2 separate regions of the Homo sapiens genome follow, and region 2 is linked to region 1. A link is an interaction called in ENCODE POLR2A ChIA-PET data of the cell type or tissue named here. Cell type or tissue: PC-9. All regions are shown on one strand. Region 1 overlaps HSPA5-DT (HSPA5 divergent transcript). Region 2 overlaps MVB12B (multivesicular body subunit 12B).

Region 1 (8,000 bases):
CTCCCAAAGTGCTGGGATTGCAAGCATGAGCCATTGCACCTGGCCTTAAATTTAAAATTTTTAAAATAGTAAATGTATATACAAGGCATAAAATTCAAAGGGTCCAATAAGTCTCCCTGCCACTCAGTCCTCAGCCCTGTTCCCCTACACTGATAGAGGGAACCACTGTAACCACTTTCTTGTGGAGCCTTCTAGAAATGTTTTACTTTTTAATTGATTATTTTTTTCGAGACAGATCTCACTCTGTTGCCCAGGCTGGAAAGCAGTGGCTCAATCACAGTTCACTGCAGCCCCCATCTCCCAGACTCAAGCAATCCTCTGTCTCAGCCTTCTGGGTAGCTGGGCCTACAGGTGTCTGCCACCACACAGCACTAATATTTTTTTTTTTTTTTTGAGATGGAGTCTTGCTCTGTCGCCTAGGCTAGAGTGCAATGGCACAATCTTGGCTCACTGCAACCTCCGTCTCCCGGGTTCAAGCGATTCTCCTACCTCAGCCGGATCCCAACCTGTAGCTGGGATTACAGGTGCCTGCCATCGCATCCGGCTAATTTTTGTATTTTTAGTAGAGATGGGGTTTCACCATCTTGTCCAGGCTGATCTCGAACTCCTGACCTTGTGAACCACCCACCTCAGCCTCCCAAAGTGCTGGGATTACAGGCGTGAGCCACCATGCCCGGCAATTTATTTTTTGTAGTGACAGGGTATAGCTATGTTGCCCAAGCTGGTCTTGAACTCCTGGCCTTAAACAGTCCCCCTGCTTCACCCTCCCAAAGTGCTGGGATTATAGGCATAAGCTGCTGTGGCCAGCTTAGAAATGTTTTATTCACACACAATACGTGTGTGTGTGTGTGTTTTCCTGTTTTATTTATTTTATTTATTTATTTATTTTTATTTTTTGAGACAGAGTTTCACTTTTGTTGCCCAGGCTGGAGTGCAGTGGCTCTATCTCGGCTCACCACAACCTCTGCCTCCCGGGTTCAAGCGATTCTCCTGCCTCAGCCTCCTGAGTAGCTGGGACTACAGGCGCCCACCACCATGCCCAGCTAATTTTTGTATTTTTAGTAGAGAAGGGGTTTCACCATATTGGCCAGGCTGGTCTCGAACTTTTGACCTTGTGATCTGCCCACCTTGGCCTCCCGAAGTGCTGGGATTACAGGCATGAGCCACCACACCTGGCCTATCTATTTTATTTTTTGAGATGGAGTGCACTGGAATGATCACGGCTCACTGAAGCCTTGACCTCTTAGGCTCAAGTGATCCTCCTGCCTCAGCCTCCTGAGTAGCTGGGACCACAGGTGTGCACTACCATGGCCAGATAATTTTTAAATTTTATTTATTTAGAGACAACATCTCACTCTGTTGCTCAGGCTTGAGTGCAGTGGCCAGATCATGGCTTACTGCAGCCTCAATCTCCTGGGCCCAAATGATCCTCCCAAGTAGCTGGGACTACAGGCATGCGCCATCACCCCCAGCTAATTTTTTTTATTTTTTGTAGAGATAGGGTTTCACCGTGTTGTCCAGGCTGGTCTTGAACTCCTAGGCTGAAGCAGTTCGCATGCTTCGGCCTCCCAAAGTGCTGGGATTATAGGCATGAGGCTCTGTGCCTGGCCATAATTTTTTCATTTTTTGTAGAAATGCTTTACTATGTTGCCCAGGCTAATCACGAACTCCCAGGCTCAAGCAATCCTCCTGCCTCAGCCTTCTAATGTGCTGGGATTACAGGTGTGAACCACCCTACTCGGCCTAGAAATGTTTTATTCATACAAAAAATGTAGGCCAGGCGCCATGGCTCATGCCTGTAATCCCAGCACTTTGGGAGGCCAAGGTGGGCGGATCACCCGAGGTCAGGAGTTCCAGACCAGCCTGGCCAAGATGGTGAAACCCTGTCTCTACTAAAAATACAAAAATTAGCCAGACATGGTTGCATGCGCCTGTAATCCCAGCTACTCAGGAGGCTGAGACAGGAGAATTGTTTGAACCTCAGAGTCAGAGGTTGCAGTGAGTCAAGATCACACCACTGCACTCCAGTCTGGGCAACAGAGCAAGACTCTGTCTCAAAAAAAAAAAATTATATATGTATATCTACACACACACACACACACACACACACACGTGTGTGTGTGTGTGTCTGAGTATACCCATGTTTTAATTTTTTTTAATTAATTTTTTTTTGTGATGGAGTTTCACACTTGTCTCCCAGGCTGTAGTGCAGTAGCACAATCTTGGCTCATTGCAACCTCCACCTCCTGAGTTTGAGTGATTCTCCTGCCTCAGCCTCCCAAGTAGCTGGGATAACAAGCATGCACCACTACACACAGCTAATTTTGTATTTTTAGTAGAGATGGGGTTTCACCATGCTGGCCAGGCTGGTCTTGAACTTCTGACCTCAGGTGATCCACCTGCCTCGGCCTCCCAAAGTGCTGGGATTACAGGTGGGCCCACGCGCCCGGCCATATCCATGTTTTAAAACCAGTGATGGAGCACTGAAGCATAGTGCATATATGGTTCTGTGTCTTTATTCAATTAACTGCATTTCTTGGAGATTGTCACAAATCAGTACCTGTGGAGCTGCCTTTTTTTTTTTTTTTTGAGATGGAGTTTTGCTCTGTTGCCCAGGCTGGAGTGCAATGGTGTGATCTCGGCTCACTGCAACCTCTGCCTCCTGGGTTCAAGCAATTCTCCTGCCTCGGCCTCCTATGTAGCTGAGATTACAGGTATGCACCACCAAGCCCGACTAATTTTTGTATTTTTAGTAGAGATCGGTGGCGGGGGGGGGGGGGTCTCACTGTGTTGGCCAGGCTGGTCTTGAACTCCTGACCTCAAGCAATCCACCCGCGTAGGCCTTTCAAAGGGCTGAGATTACAGGTGTGCACCACTGCGTCCAGCTGGAGCTGCCTTTTGTTGATATGTAAAGAGTAGCTACCCTTTATGTATGATGTGCCGGATGTTTTATTTTTTAATTTTATTTTATTATATATATTTTTGAGACGGAATCTCGCTCTATTGCCCAGGCTGGAGTGCAGTGGTATGACCTCAGCTCAATGCAATCTCTGTCTCCTGGGTTCAAGTGATTCTCCTGCCTCAGCCTCCCGAGTAGCTGGTATTACAGACGCCCGCCACCACGCCCGGTTATTTTATTTTATTTTTTTTTTGTATTTTTAGTAGAGACGGGGTTGGTTTCACCATGTTGGCCAGGTTGGTTTTGAACTCCTGACCTCAAGTGATCTAGCCACCTCAGCCTCCCAAAGTGTTAGGATAACAGGCATGAGCCACCGTGCCTGGCCACGCTGGATGTTTTAATTTTTTTTTTTTTTTTTTTTTGAGATGGAGTCTTGCTCTGTCACCAGACTGGAGTGCAGTAGCATGACCTCGGCTCACTGCAACCTCTGTCTCCTGGGTTCAAACAATTTTTGTGCCTTAGCCAGCTGGGACTACAGGCACGTGCCACCACACCCAGCTAATTTTTGTATTTTTAGTAGAGATGGGTTTCACCGTGTTGGCCAGGATGGTCTCAATATCCTGACCTCGCGATCCACGCGCCTTGGCCTCCCAAAGTGCTGGGATTACAGGTGTGAGCCACTGGGCCCGGCCTTTTTTTTTTGAGACAGGATCAGAGCACAGTGGTGTAATCTCAGCTTACTGCAGCCTTCTCCTCCTGGGTTCAAGTGATCTCCTGCCTCAGCTTCCCAAGTAGTTTTCTTTTCTCAAAAAAAGAAAAAAAAAGATATTCTTTTTTTTGAGACAGAGTCTCACTCTGTCACCCAGGCTGGAGTGCAATGGCGCAATCTCAGCTCACTGCAACCCCCGCCTCCCAGGTTCAAGCGGTTCTCCTGCCTCAGCCTCCCGAATAGCTGGGACTACAGGTGTGTGCCACTACACCCGGCTAATTTTTTTGTATTTTTGTTAGAGATGAGATTTCACCATGTTGGTCAGGCTAGTCTCGAACTCCTGACCTCATGTGATCTGCCCACATTGGCCTCCCAAAGTGCTGGGATTACAGGACTTTGTAATCAGGACCATGCCCAGCCAAACTTTGTCTCACTATAGCTTTCTGATGTATTTATTTATTTACTTACTTATTTTTTAAATCTGTATACTCAGAGTGCTTTATGATGTCTTGATATCGTTTAGAACAAGTGCTTCCACATTGCTCTTCTTCTTCAGGAATGTTTCTGACTATTCTTGGCGTTTTGTATTTCCATGTAAGTTTTAGAATCAGTCTATCAAGTTCACAAACCAAACCTGTTACATATTGTTAAGTTAGAAAAAAAAAAAAAGCAGGGCCTGGCGCAGTGGCTCATGCCTGTAATCCCAGCACTTTGGGAGGCCGAGGCGGGCAGATCACGAGGTCAGGAGATCAAGACCACCCTGGCTAACACGGTGAAACCCCTATCTCTACTAAAAATACAAAGTATTAGCCAGGCATGGTGGCAGGCACCTGTAGTCCCAGCTATTCAGGAGGCTGAGGCAGAAGAGTCACTTGAACCCAGGAGGCGGAGGTTGGAGTGAGCCAAGATCTTGCCGTGAGCCAAGATCTTGTCACTGCACTCCAGCCTGGGCAACAGAACGAGACTCCGTCTCAAAAAAAAGAAAAAAATATTGTAGGCTGGGCAAGGTGTGTTCCCAGTGCTTTATGATGCCAAGGTGTGAGGATCACTTGGGGCCAGGAGTTTGAGAGCAGCCTGGGCAAATAGCGAGACGCCATCTCTACAAAAATATAAAAATAAAATAATAATAATAATAGAATTAACCAAGCACAGTGGTGCACACCAGTAGTCCCAGCTAGTAGACTGAGGCGGGAGTATCAGTTGAGCTCAGCAGTTTGAGGCTGCAATGAGCTACAATCACACCACTGCACTTCAGCCTGGGTGGAAGACGAAAACCCTGTCTCAAAAAAAAATAAATAAATAATAAATGGTATAGTACTATCATACTTTTGAGTAATCTGCTTTATTATTTTTTCCTTTTTTTTCTTTTTTTGAGACGGAGTTTCACTCTTGTTGCCCAGGCTGGAGTGCAATGGCATGATCTCAGCTCACCACAACCTCAGCCTCCTGGGTTCAAGCGATTCTCCTGCCTCAGCCTCCCAAGTAGCTGGAATTACAGGCATGCACCACCACATCCGGCTGATTTTTTTGTATTTTTAGTAGAGATGGAGTTTTGTCATCAGAAATAAAAAATTTCCATTTTGAAGTGAAAAATTAGGATACTTCAGTATGGCTGGGCGCAGTGGCTCATGCCTGTAATGCTGGCAATTTGGGAGGCCGAGGCAGGCAGATCACTTGAGGTCAGGAGTTCAATACCAGTGTGGCCAATATGGTGAAACCCTGTCTCTACTAAAACTACAAAAATTGGCCAGGCATGGTGGTGCGTGCCTGAAATCCCAGGTACTCGGGGGGCTGAGGCAGGAGAATCACTTTAACCTGGGAGGCAGAGGTTGCAGTGAGCCAAGATCACTCCATTGCACTCCAGCCTGGGCAACAGAGAGATACTCTGTCTAAACCAAAAATAAATAAATAAAAAAATAAAAAAGAAGGATACATCAGTACATCAGTATGATAAAATATTCAGGAACCATTAAAATTGCTGATTTTTGGATAGGAGGGGATGGAGGAAAAAATTGCTGATTTTTATGTTTTTCAAAAAGTAAATTATGTCCACTCCACTGCTTCACTTGAATAGCCTTAAAAAAAAAAAGTAAATTGTTAGTTTTTTCATCTACATCTTCTTTTTATTTAAACATCTGTTTATCTATTAGGACCTTATCAAGCTTGAAGATCTTTAAAAAGAAAAGTAAAAGTAATGCAAGAGAACAAAAAGATTGTCAGTGAAAGATATATAATTGCATTAAGGTAAGACTTTTTTTTTCCTTTCCTTTTTTTTTTTGAGACAGAGTCTCTCTCTTTCACCCAGGCTGGAGTGCAGTGGCACCATCTCAGCTCACTGAAATCTCCGTCTCCCAGGTTCAAGCGATTCTCCTGCCTCAGCCTCCTGAGTAGCTGGGATTACAGGTGCCCACCACCATGCCCGGCTAATTTTTGTATTTTTAGTAGAGACAGAGTTTCACCATGTTGGCCAGGCTGTTCTTGAACTCCTGACCTCAAGTGATCTGTCTGCCTTGGCCTCCCAAATTGCTGGGATTACAGGCGTGAGCCACTGTACCCGGCCAAGGTAAGATATTTCATATGTTATAATGAACGATGGGTTAAATTCAAATACAAGTAATATACCACTTTTTTTTTTTTTTTTGAGACGGAGTCTTGCTCTATCGACCAGGCTGGAGTTCAGTGGCGCGATCTCGGCTCATTGCAAACTCCGCCTCCCGGGTTCACGCCATTCTCTCGCCTCAGCCTCCCGAGTAGCTGGGACTACAGGCGCCCGCCACCGCGCCCAGCTGATTTTTTGTATTTTTAGTAGAGACGGGGTTTCACCGTGTTAGCCAGGATGGTCTTGATCTCCTGACCTCGTGATCCGCCCGCCTCGGCCTCCCAAAGTGCTGGGATTACAGGTGTGAGCCGCCGCGCCCGGCTGTAATATACCACTTTTATGTTGCATTAACATTACAGCTCCTGGGCCAGACATGGTGGTTCATACCTGTAATCCCAGCAGTGTGGAGTGTGAGCCATCAGTATTGCTGGAGCCCAGGAGTTCAAGACCAGCCTGGGCAACATAGCAACACCCTGTCTCTACAAAAAGTTAAAAAATTAGCCACGTGTATGGAGAGTGCCTCTAGTTCCAGCTACTTGGGAGCATGAGGCAGGAAGATCACTGGAGCCCAGGAGTTTGAGGTTGCAGTTAGCTATGATTGTGCCACTGCACTCCAGCCTGGGTGACACAGTGAGACCCTCTCTCTAAAAAACAACAAAGAATTACAGCTCCTATCAGTTTGGATGTCCCTGGTACTTGTAGAAAAATAAGGATTACAGTAGACTTCATTTGGCTGAAGTCTTTGAGTTGCAGGATTCATAAGCCTGTTCTATAGGAGCCACTTTCCTCATTTTCAGTTTTCTCAGGTTTTTTTTAAAATTTTTTTATTTAGAAATTTTTTTAGAGACTAAGTCTTGCTCTTTTGCCCAGGATGGAGTGCAGTGGTAAAATCATAGCTCACTGTAGCTTCAAGCTCCTGGGCTCAAGCAATTCTCCTGAGTCAGCATCTTGAATAGCTGGGATTACAGGTGAGAACCAGTGCACTCGGCCAGCTGATAATTTTAACTCCTTGCTAAATGTTGCAAAGCCATATGACTGTGAATACATTGCTAGGATCTTTGAAGAGTCTCCAGGCAAGTGAGGGGCCCTAAATCATAAGCTCCATCAGCTTCATGGATCTCAGTATTATTATTTCTGAGCCTGCCAGTGGGGGCCAGTGTAGGACCACCAATGACCCAGAACATGGACTGTGGCTATGACGGGAACAAATTAATTGCTCCAAAGTGAAAAGTATTTTTTTAAGGAATACTTTCTACCACCTGGGTCTTACTGGATTTTTTTGCTTGCAGGATTCCTAGAGCTCTAACCTGGGAAACACAGCAAAACCTCATCTCTACAAAAAATAAAAAAGTTAGCCAGGCATGGTGGTGCGTGCATATGATCCCAGGTACTCAGGAGGCTGAGGCAGGAGGATTGCTTGAGCCCTGCCCAGAAAGTAGAGGTTGCAGTGGGCTGTGATTACATCACTGCACTCTAGCCTGGGTGACAGAGAGAGACCCTGTCTCAGAATTAAAAAAAAAAAAAAAAAGCTGGGTGTGGTGGTTCCTGCCTGTAATCCCAGCACTTTAGGAGGACGAGGCAGGAAGATTACTTGAGTCCAGGAGTTTGAGACCAGCCTGGGCAACACAGTGAGATCTTGTCTGTATAAAAAATAAAAAAATTAGCCAGGCACAGTGAAGGGACTTCGCATGTGTGAAGTTCCAGGTACTCTGGAGGCTGAAGTGGGAGGATGGCTTGAGCCAGGGAGGTTGAGGCTGCAGTAAGCAGTGATGGTGTCACTGAGCTTTAGCCTG
Region 2 (8,000 bases), 1.1 Mb after region 1:
TATTTATAATTTTCTGCGGAACCACCACACTGTTTTCCATAACATAGTGGCTGTGCCATTTTACATTCCCACCAGCAGTGTGCCAGAGTTTCCAATCTCTTCACATGCTTGCGAACAGTTATTTTGTTTGTATGTTTGTTTGTTTTTGGTAGTAGCCATCGTAATGAGTATAAGGTGAGATGTCATTTGGATTTGCATTTCCCTAGTGGCAAGTGATGTTGAGCATCTTTTTGGGTGCTGGTTGGCTATTCGTATATTGTCTTTGGAAAGACTTGTTATTCAAGTCCTTTGCCCATTTTTAAATTAAGGAATTTGTTTTTTTGTTGTTGATTTGTAGGAGTTTTTTATAGATCCACATATTAACTCCTCATCAGATACATGATTTGCAAATATTTCCTCCCATTCCATAGGTTGCCTTTTTACTCTGTTGATTGCCTTTTGCTGCAAATTCTTGATGCTTTCTACACATTATAACCCTGTAGAAACAATATTATTTGCTATTCCGGTTTTATAGGGATGGAAACTCAGGCCCAGTTTAGTTTAACTTGCCTAAGGTTGTACAGTAAGTGTCAGAGCTGGAATTCAAGCTCGGGTCCCTTGGACTCCAAAGGGGGCACCCATCCCATTCCTCTGCTCTGCCTGACTTTCCCCCCTTAGAGCTAATAGCATAAGGAGGCCCCATGGGGGTCTGAAGGAAGGGGCGTTGGTTGGAGAAATGTTCAGTTGCAGGTGGGGAAGTATGAACGGAAGGCCTGGGAATCTCTTCCATTAGACCACTGGGGTGCCCCTTCCTGTAGCTCAACATCATTGCTTAGATCTCAGAAACAGCAGAGAAGTGCAGACAGGTTTTTTAGTTCAGTTTGATTGTGTTTTGTTTATTTGTTTTCTTAAGCATTTTATAAGCTTGTTTCAGAGCCCATCTGCTCCTTGCAGTTCCCCGAGCAGTCCCTGTGTGTTCACACCACGGTGCCTTTGTTGAGGCTGTGTCATCTGCTTGCAAGACTTTCACCACTTCACACACCCCCGTCTTTCAGGGAGGCCAGTTCTTTGCTCACCTTTCCCTGCGTCACCAGGCAGAAGGAAGAGTCCCCTCCTTTGCAGTCCCTTTCTCTTGGGATATTTCCCACAGCCTGTGAGTTCCATGTCTTATTCATTGCTCTATCACCCAGCACTGTGGAGCTTCTCCTTGGCTGTGCACTCTCCAGTCTCAGTCCCAGCCTGAACCAATTAAATGAGAACCTGAGGATAGGGAATGGGAAAGCTGTGCTTCTACAAGCTCTCCGGGGCATTCTTCCTGCAGCCAGCCTGGGCACCCACTGGCCCCTGACAGGCCCACATCCAGCCTGGCTGCACTGAGTTAGATCTAAATCTGGAACTCCCTGGAAGTGCTGCAGTCCCTTCCCCCGTCCTCTGTAAGTGGCTCACCCCTGGGGTCATGGTGTGTGTCCTGTATGGAGGAATCAGTGACCCCAGACCCCGGGCTTTCACTGGAAGGGGTCTGACAGCTCTGCTGTTCCCCCGCCCCTTTATGTGCCCCTGCCCCTTTATGTGGCCCCACCCCTTTATGTGCCCTCTCCCCTTTATGTGCCCTCCTTAATCCAGTGAAACTTGGCAATTTTGAGAGGATAGGAATTTTGTTTGTTTATCCTTCCCCCATTCATTCATAATCCATTTATTGAGCACCCACCATAAGCTGGGCATTGTGGTGGACATAACACACCTTTGAGTAACTTACGGTCTGCTAGGGAAAGCATGTTCTAGCCTTCTGAGAGGAAAGGCTGTGTGTGTATGTGTATGTGTGCACGAGTGCATGTGTGCACATACGTGTGCTAAGACTACGTGCTTGCATGATGTCAGGATTCTGAGTGGTGGCACCTGTCTGACTGGGAAATTGGAGAAAGTTTGAGGGGAATGGAAGATGTGACCCTGGTGTTTTGTTTTGTTTTTTTTTGAGACAGACTCTCACTCTGTCACCCAGGCTAGAGTGCAGTGGTGCAATCTTGGCTCACTGCAACCTCCGCCACCCAGGTTCAAGTGATTCTTCTGCCTCAGCCTCCCGAGTAGGTGGGACTACAGGTGCGTGCCACCATGCCTGGCTAATTTTTGTATTTTTAGTAAAGACAGGATTTCACCATATGGGCCAGGCTGGTCTCGAACTCCTGACCTTGTGATCTGTCCGCCTCGGACTCCCAAGGTGCTGGGATTACAGGCGTGAGCCACTGCGCCTGGCCATGACCCTGGTTTTATTTATTTACTTATTTATTTTTTTGAGATGAGGTCTGGCTCTGTCACCCAGCCTGGAGTGCAGTGGCACCATCTCAGCTCACTGCAACCTCCACCTCCTGGGTTTAAGCGATTCTTGTGCCTCACCCTCTCGAGTAGCTGGGATTACAGGCACCACCACCACACCCAGCTAATTTTTGTATTTTTAGTAGAGATGCGGTTTTGCCATGTTGGCCAGGCTGGTCTCAAACTCCTGACCTCAAGTGATCTGCCCACCTTGGCCTCAGAGTGCTGGGATTACAGGCGTGAGCCACCATGCCCGTGTGTGACCCTGGTTTTAAATGGTGGGGTGGGTATCTGCAGGGGAGGAACCTGGTGCCCTTGGGTGAACTGTCAAGAGGAAGGAGGGGGAGACTGGAGGGCTGATTCTGAGGCTTTTCTCCATGGAAGATTACCTTTAGGTTCATTCCATCCATCCATCCATCCATCCATCCATCCATCCATCCATCCATTCGTTCATCAAATACCTGATGAATACCTGCTCTCTTGTACTTAAATTTTGGACTGTAGACCAGCTGTTTTAGTGTCAGCTGGGAGCTGTTACAAATGCATGTTCTTAGACCAGCTCAGGCCTACTGCATCAGTATCTCAGGGGGTGGGGTTCAGGAATGTCCGTTTTAACGACCTCTTCTGGTGATTTTTGCACATGCTAAAGTTGGATAACTCCCACTCCAGAATGTGGACTTTCCGTCTCATTACTGTAGCCTCAGTGCTTAGCCCAAGTGGCTCCGTAGTCATCTGTGGACTCACTGTTCACGCGCCAGGCCCTCTTAGAGACCGGGAATGTAGGAGGATGCTTCAGGGGGAAGATGGCAAGGTCAGCTGAATTTGAGGTATTCCTGAGCCATGTGGGCAAAGACGCGAGACAGATACCTCTGAGTCTCAGGAGAAAAGCCTGGGTTTGAGGTATTTTGGAAGTCATTAGCATATGGGTAGAATGATTAGATGACCAAATATATGAAAAAAAATTCTCAAGACCCATGTGAAAGTCAGAGAGGGGTGTGGTGGCCTGGCTGGCCTGAAGACAGGTGTTCTGATGATTCTGGCAGGGGCCCCCATTTGCCTGGCACTGAAATTATATTAGTATCTTTACTGTATGAGCACCGTGCCCATCAGGGCAAGCTGTGACTCCTGTCACCAAACACTCAGGAACCATTGCTTTTGGGGCCTCCAGGATGGTTTCATTTGTAGGCATCTGCCTTCTGTTGGGGTCCTTTTTTTCTCCTTCTCTACAGGGGACAATATGGCACCACCCAGCAAAACCTGATGGGAGTGGACATGGACTACCCTCATTTGCAGTAATCATGGGCAAGCAGGTGGTACCCACAGTGTACTGGAGAATGCCCTACCCTCGAGTAATGTTCCCTGGTTTGTGCAGAGTCAGGCCTGTATGGGGCAGGGCTTTGGCCAGGGCTGTGCTGTAGAACTTGATCCTGAATTTATTTTTGGAAAGTGAATCCTGGAACCTACCATTGCACCATAAGGGCTGCAGCAATCTGAACCCTAGTCCTGCCTCATGGGGTTTATGCAAAATCTGTTTGGTAATCAAATGGTTAATAGAAATTTAAGCATAAGGCAGATTGAATACACACGTGCATACACTGGATTCTTCTGTTGGGGGGGAAAGGAAGTGCTCACAATTGTTAGTTCCCGAGCTGGAAAATTCTTTGCGATCTAGGAGAGCTTAGAAAAATATTTGCCTTAGTTGCCCAACAACTTAGCAGCCCTCCTAGCAGCTAGTGACTTGTTGCCACCTGACTATGTCCAGCAGCATTTGTCAGAGTGATTTGACTCTGGCTGGTCACCAGGTAATCTGTCCAAAGTTCAGAAGGTGTCAGGATGCTATCCTGAGGCTCCACAGTGACAGCCTCTCAGTCTGTGCACTGTCCCCCACGGGTGGCCCCAAAGCCAGCTGCCCATTTAACTGGGCACAGCATGGACACTGGCCTCAGCTCTCAGCCTTCTGAGGAGGTAGGTCTCTGCAACTTTCTGTAAGGAGGTGGCTGGGTTTGTGTGTGTGGTGTGCATTGGTGAGGCCTGGCCACAGGTTCCCTCCTTGGGGACAGGCAGTCCCTTGCCTGTCCTTCTGTCCCTTGCTTGCGATTTGCCAGCAGAAAGGTGTCAGTAATCCCGGGGCACCAGAGGTGGGCATGTATTCCTACAGACCATCGCTGCCAATGGGAAACAGGCAAAGACCCTTTCTATGAAGGCCGGAGCAGCAGCTTTTACTGGGGGACAACCCATTTCCAGCAGCTACCTGCTCTTGTGGCGTTTCCTACGGCGAATGAAATGTTTATTCTTCTTCCTTCCTCAGCCCTGTAAGCTGGTATATGTGAGCAGGCAGTTTTTTGTCTTTGGTGCCCTTGACTTTGGATTTCAAGCAAGCTGATCACAAGTTTGCCCTTCTGTAGGGATGTAATTAAGCCACTGGTTTTGTCATTTCAATTACAGTAGCCCAATTTAGCCTGCCCCCCGTTAATACTTTGAAATTACTCTCCTCAAAAGTTGTATGCCAGTCATGCCTTCAGCCCTGAGCAGCAGCGCTGGCTGGCGCCGCTTCTGAGCTGGCCTCACCATGGCAGGAGGCCGAGATGGTGGGAGGCTGGAACGTGGGCCCACTGCCCAGGGCACCTGCTTTGAAGGCAGCGCCCCCTGCCCCCTGCAGTTGTTGCTCCCTGAAAGCACTTTAAACTCCTCGGCCCACACCCCGCTGCTGGAAGAGCCTTGGTGGAGAGAGGTCTGAGCTTTGTTAGTTGGGTTTTGATTTCAGTACAGGAGTTGATAAAACGAGATAAACCCCAGGCTCAGGAGGGCCATGGAAATTAAACAGAGATGATATCAAAGTTCCCCTGAGTTTTCAACTGTGATACAGTAGCTCTGTTTTCTCCCAGACTGGGGCCGGGAGGCACACCTTTGATTCCGAAACAATGTTCAGCATCAGTTAAGCCCAGCACTGCTGACTTTCAGGGATTAAACACACTGTTGTAGTAATTCTTTGATCAGCTACAAGGGAGCAGTGTGCCGTCTGTATGAAGGGTCTTTATAGTTAAAGTTCATTTCTCCGTGAACCCGGGATGACAACCTTGGCTAGGTGCTGCAGTACCGGGAGCTGGGGCCTCCCCAAGCGCTATCTGCAGCACTGCAGGCAGAAGCTGGAAGCAGGCTTGCTCCTGGCTTTGTTGTGTGGTTTGCATGGTGCTCTTTGAGCATGGCATGGTGGAAAAAATCCTTCTAGCTTGGAAAACACTTCACCTTAACCCTCCCCAGCTTTCCCATTCCGTACACTTGTGGGCGCACATACATGTTTGTGTGTGCACGCACACACACACACACACACACACACACTACTATCCTGCCTTGCCGAGGGAGCCTCTCGGGGCAGACAACACTGCCTGAACTGAGGCTCTGCAGCCCCCAGCCTTGGAAATTATCTCACAGAGGCTGTATGCCCGCTTAGGGGAGAGGTCAGAATGGAACCATCTGGACCTGATGACCTGCGAGGTGAAAGTAAGAGGACCTGCTCAAGGTCCAGTCTGAGTCCCTGGCATCCTACCACCTTTATTCCTTACCCAGCATGTATTGAGAATAGACTTAGATTGGCCCAATCCTATAGTTCTGAAAAATTTCAACATTTGTCTTGTCATCCAAAACACTGGGTCAGCTTTGGGGGTTCCCTATAGAGAACTTCCTCGCAGCCACAGCTGGGATGGCACAAGTTTCCCCATTTTGCTTCCCCCTCCTCCTGATTGGCCCTGCAACTTCCAGTTGGTAATGGAGCCCCTCTGAGCTGTCGATCCTGCTCGCACCGTGCCATAGATCAACCTATTCCCTCCTGTGCGGTGCTTGGATCTCCCTCATTAGGCCTAAATTTACCTCCATCCTACACAAACATGGCCTTAGCTCATTTTTATTGTTGTAAATTATTTATGAGGGGAATGTTGAATCTTGAAACTGAGGTGTGAGGAAAATTAATCCCGTGTTACTTTTATCCTTCTGTACTTTTTCCCCCTTGCTTGACTTATTGAGCTGTGGCTAGAGAAAGAAAAGCTTTGGCATTTTAAAATATAATTAGTGTTGAAACTGCTTTCTCAATTGGATGGGATATTGGTGCCTCTCTGCCTAGTACAATAGAAAACAGACCAGACCTAGGGAGGAAGACCAGCCGTCCCATTCCTGGAAGGTGACCCGGCCACCTCCCAGGTTTGATGTGAGCCTCAACTGGGAAGGAGCCTGAGAAAGCTTCTGGAGAGCTGCAAAGCGCTGTCCAAATGCAACAGACCTGTTAGTGTGTTTTGCGGGCAGTTTGGGCTTTGAGATACAGATGGATGCTGGATGAGGAGCTGTTGATACAACCTGGGGTTGTTGCCAGTAGGCCTCCGGATTTGATGTGAGAGGGCCCGCATGAATGGCCTCCTCGAGTCCTTAGCCGCGGGGCCATCCTTCCTGGCTTGAGGCTCCGCGCGGCCTGGGAAATGTGGAGCGCTAGTTAATAAATGGCCTTTTGTTAGGAAGGTCAATTGAAGTGCCGGTAGAGACGCAGTTAAAAGTAATTTGCAGTCAGAAAATATGTAATTCAGGGCAAGCGGCTTTGAGTGATGGCCCCTGCCATGGATATCTTGGGCGTTTCTCATTAAAAGCTGCCTTGGCTGGTGATGGCGCTTCCTGGATGGGTCGACTGCAGCCCGCGCGGCCCGGAGCCATTTGTCCATATTTCACAAAGGCCGCCTCCGTCCGGGGCACAGCAGCTGGGGGGAAGGAGGGAGAACGGCTGGCGTTGGAGATGCTCTGCGCGCAGCTCTGCAGGGCCCTCTGGCAGGCCAGGCCCGGCTCCTTTGTCTGCCTCAGCCGGGGGCCGCCCGCAGCCATCTTTGAACCTTCTCCTGGGCCGCCACAGGGCATTGTGGGAGCAGCATGGCTTCTTCCAGGGCATGGTGACCCTCCTGCTGTTGAGAGCGGACTCCAGGCAGAGGGCCATTGTCATCATCGTACCGGGGAGGATACTGTGACCAGGGGATGTGGCAATGAATCCACCAGCAAATAAGATACTGCTTATTCATGCTTACCCCCACTTCTCTCTCTCCTCCTTTTTCTTTGTCACTTTCTTTTCTCTCTCTCTGATAGTAGAGGCCATACTATCTTAAAAAAAAAAAAAAACTTACCTCACATGTTCTTTATTAAATTCACAGCGTGATATTTTAGCACTGGCAGAATTCGTACATTCTGTTAATGAGTTGTTAATTGCAAAGCATTCTTGGTAACCAACAGCAGGTACCAATATTTTGCAAACTGCAGCAATGTTATTTTCATGTTACCAATACTACGGGATTTTTCAAGTGCTGAGCCCTTTTGATCAATGCCTGCTCTGGATCTGCAGGTGCAGATATTTAATTCTAAACCTTTACTGGGGACATGCACTAAGTAAATATTCACTCAAATATTTACTTAGTGCCTACTGTGTGCAGGAAGCACTAAGCCCTGTGTTTTATGCAGATAAACCTGCCTGGTAAATGAAACTTGAAAACAGAAAATGATGCAGTGATGCAGTGTGGTACCCCCTGCCCTGGCCGTTTAGAAGCTTATTTTCAGAAGAATTAGGTAAAGCATAACTTTGTTAAGCTTTGTTGTAAACAGAAGAGGAGACTGCAGCTGTGCCAGGCACTTCCTAGCCTTGATCGAGGACTCAGCTCCATTGCATTGACAAGTCTGTTTCCGGAGCT

Evidence for each region. Peaks named below come from ENCODE experiments on the same cell type or tissue, not always from the same donor. Only the 100,000 strongest peaks of a DNase experiment are listed, where the experiment ranks them.
Region 2: POLR2A ChIA-PET joins it to region 1 with 6 read pairs; 3 of 35 experiments call an interaction of 5 or more read pairs at or near these places.

The regions. Positions count from the first base shown.
Region 1 is chr9:125,248,820-125,256,819 of GRCh38, forward strand. It overlaps HSPA5-DT (HSPA5 divergent transcript), which reads left to right. Exons shown (of 3, transcript NR_186826.1): 2 at 5,759-5,852. Among named protein-coding and RNA genes, the nearest start is that of GAPVD1, 9.0 kb to the right of the region's middle. In PC-9, a CTCF peak has its summit at 7,370 (motif pointing right); no DNase peak of the experiment used is centred here.
Region 2 is chr9:126,331,154-126,339,153 of GRCh38, forward strand. The region is part of intron 1 of MVB12B (multivesicular body subunit 12B); the gene reads left to right. Among named protein-coding and RNA genes, the nearest start is that of MVB12B, 8.3 kb to the left of the region's middle. RefSeq lists a silencer at 3,817-4,111 and enhancers at 4,415-4,916, 4,917-5,416. In PC-9, no CTCF peak of the experiment used is centred here; a DNase peak (open chromatin) is centred at 3,988.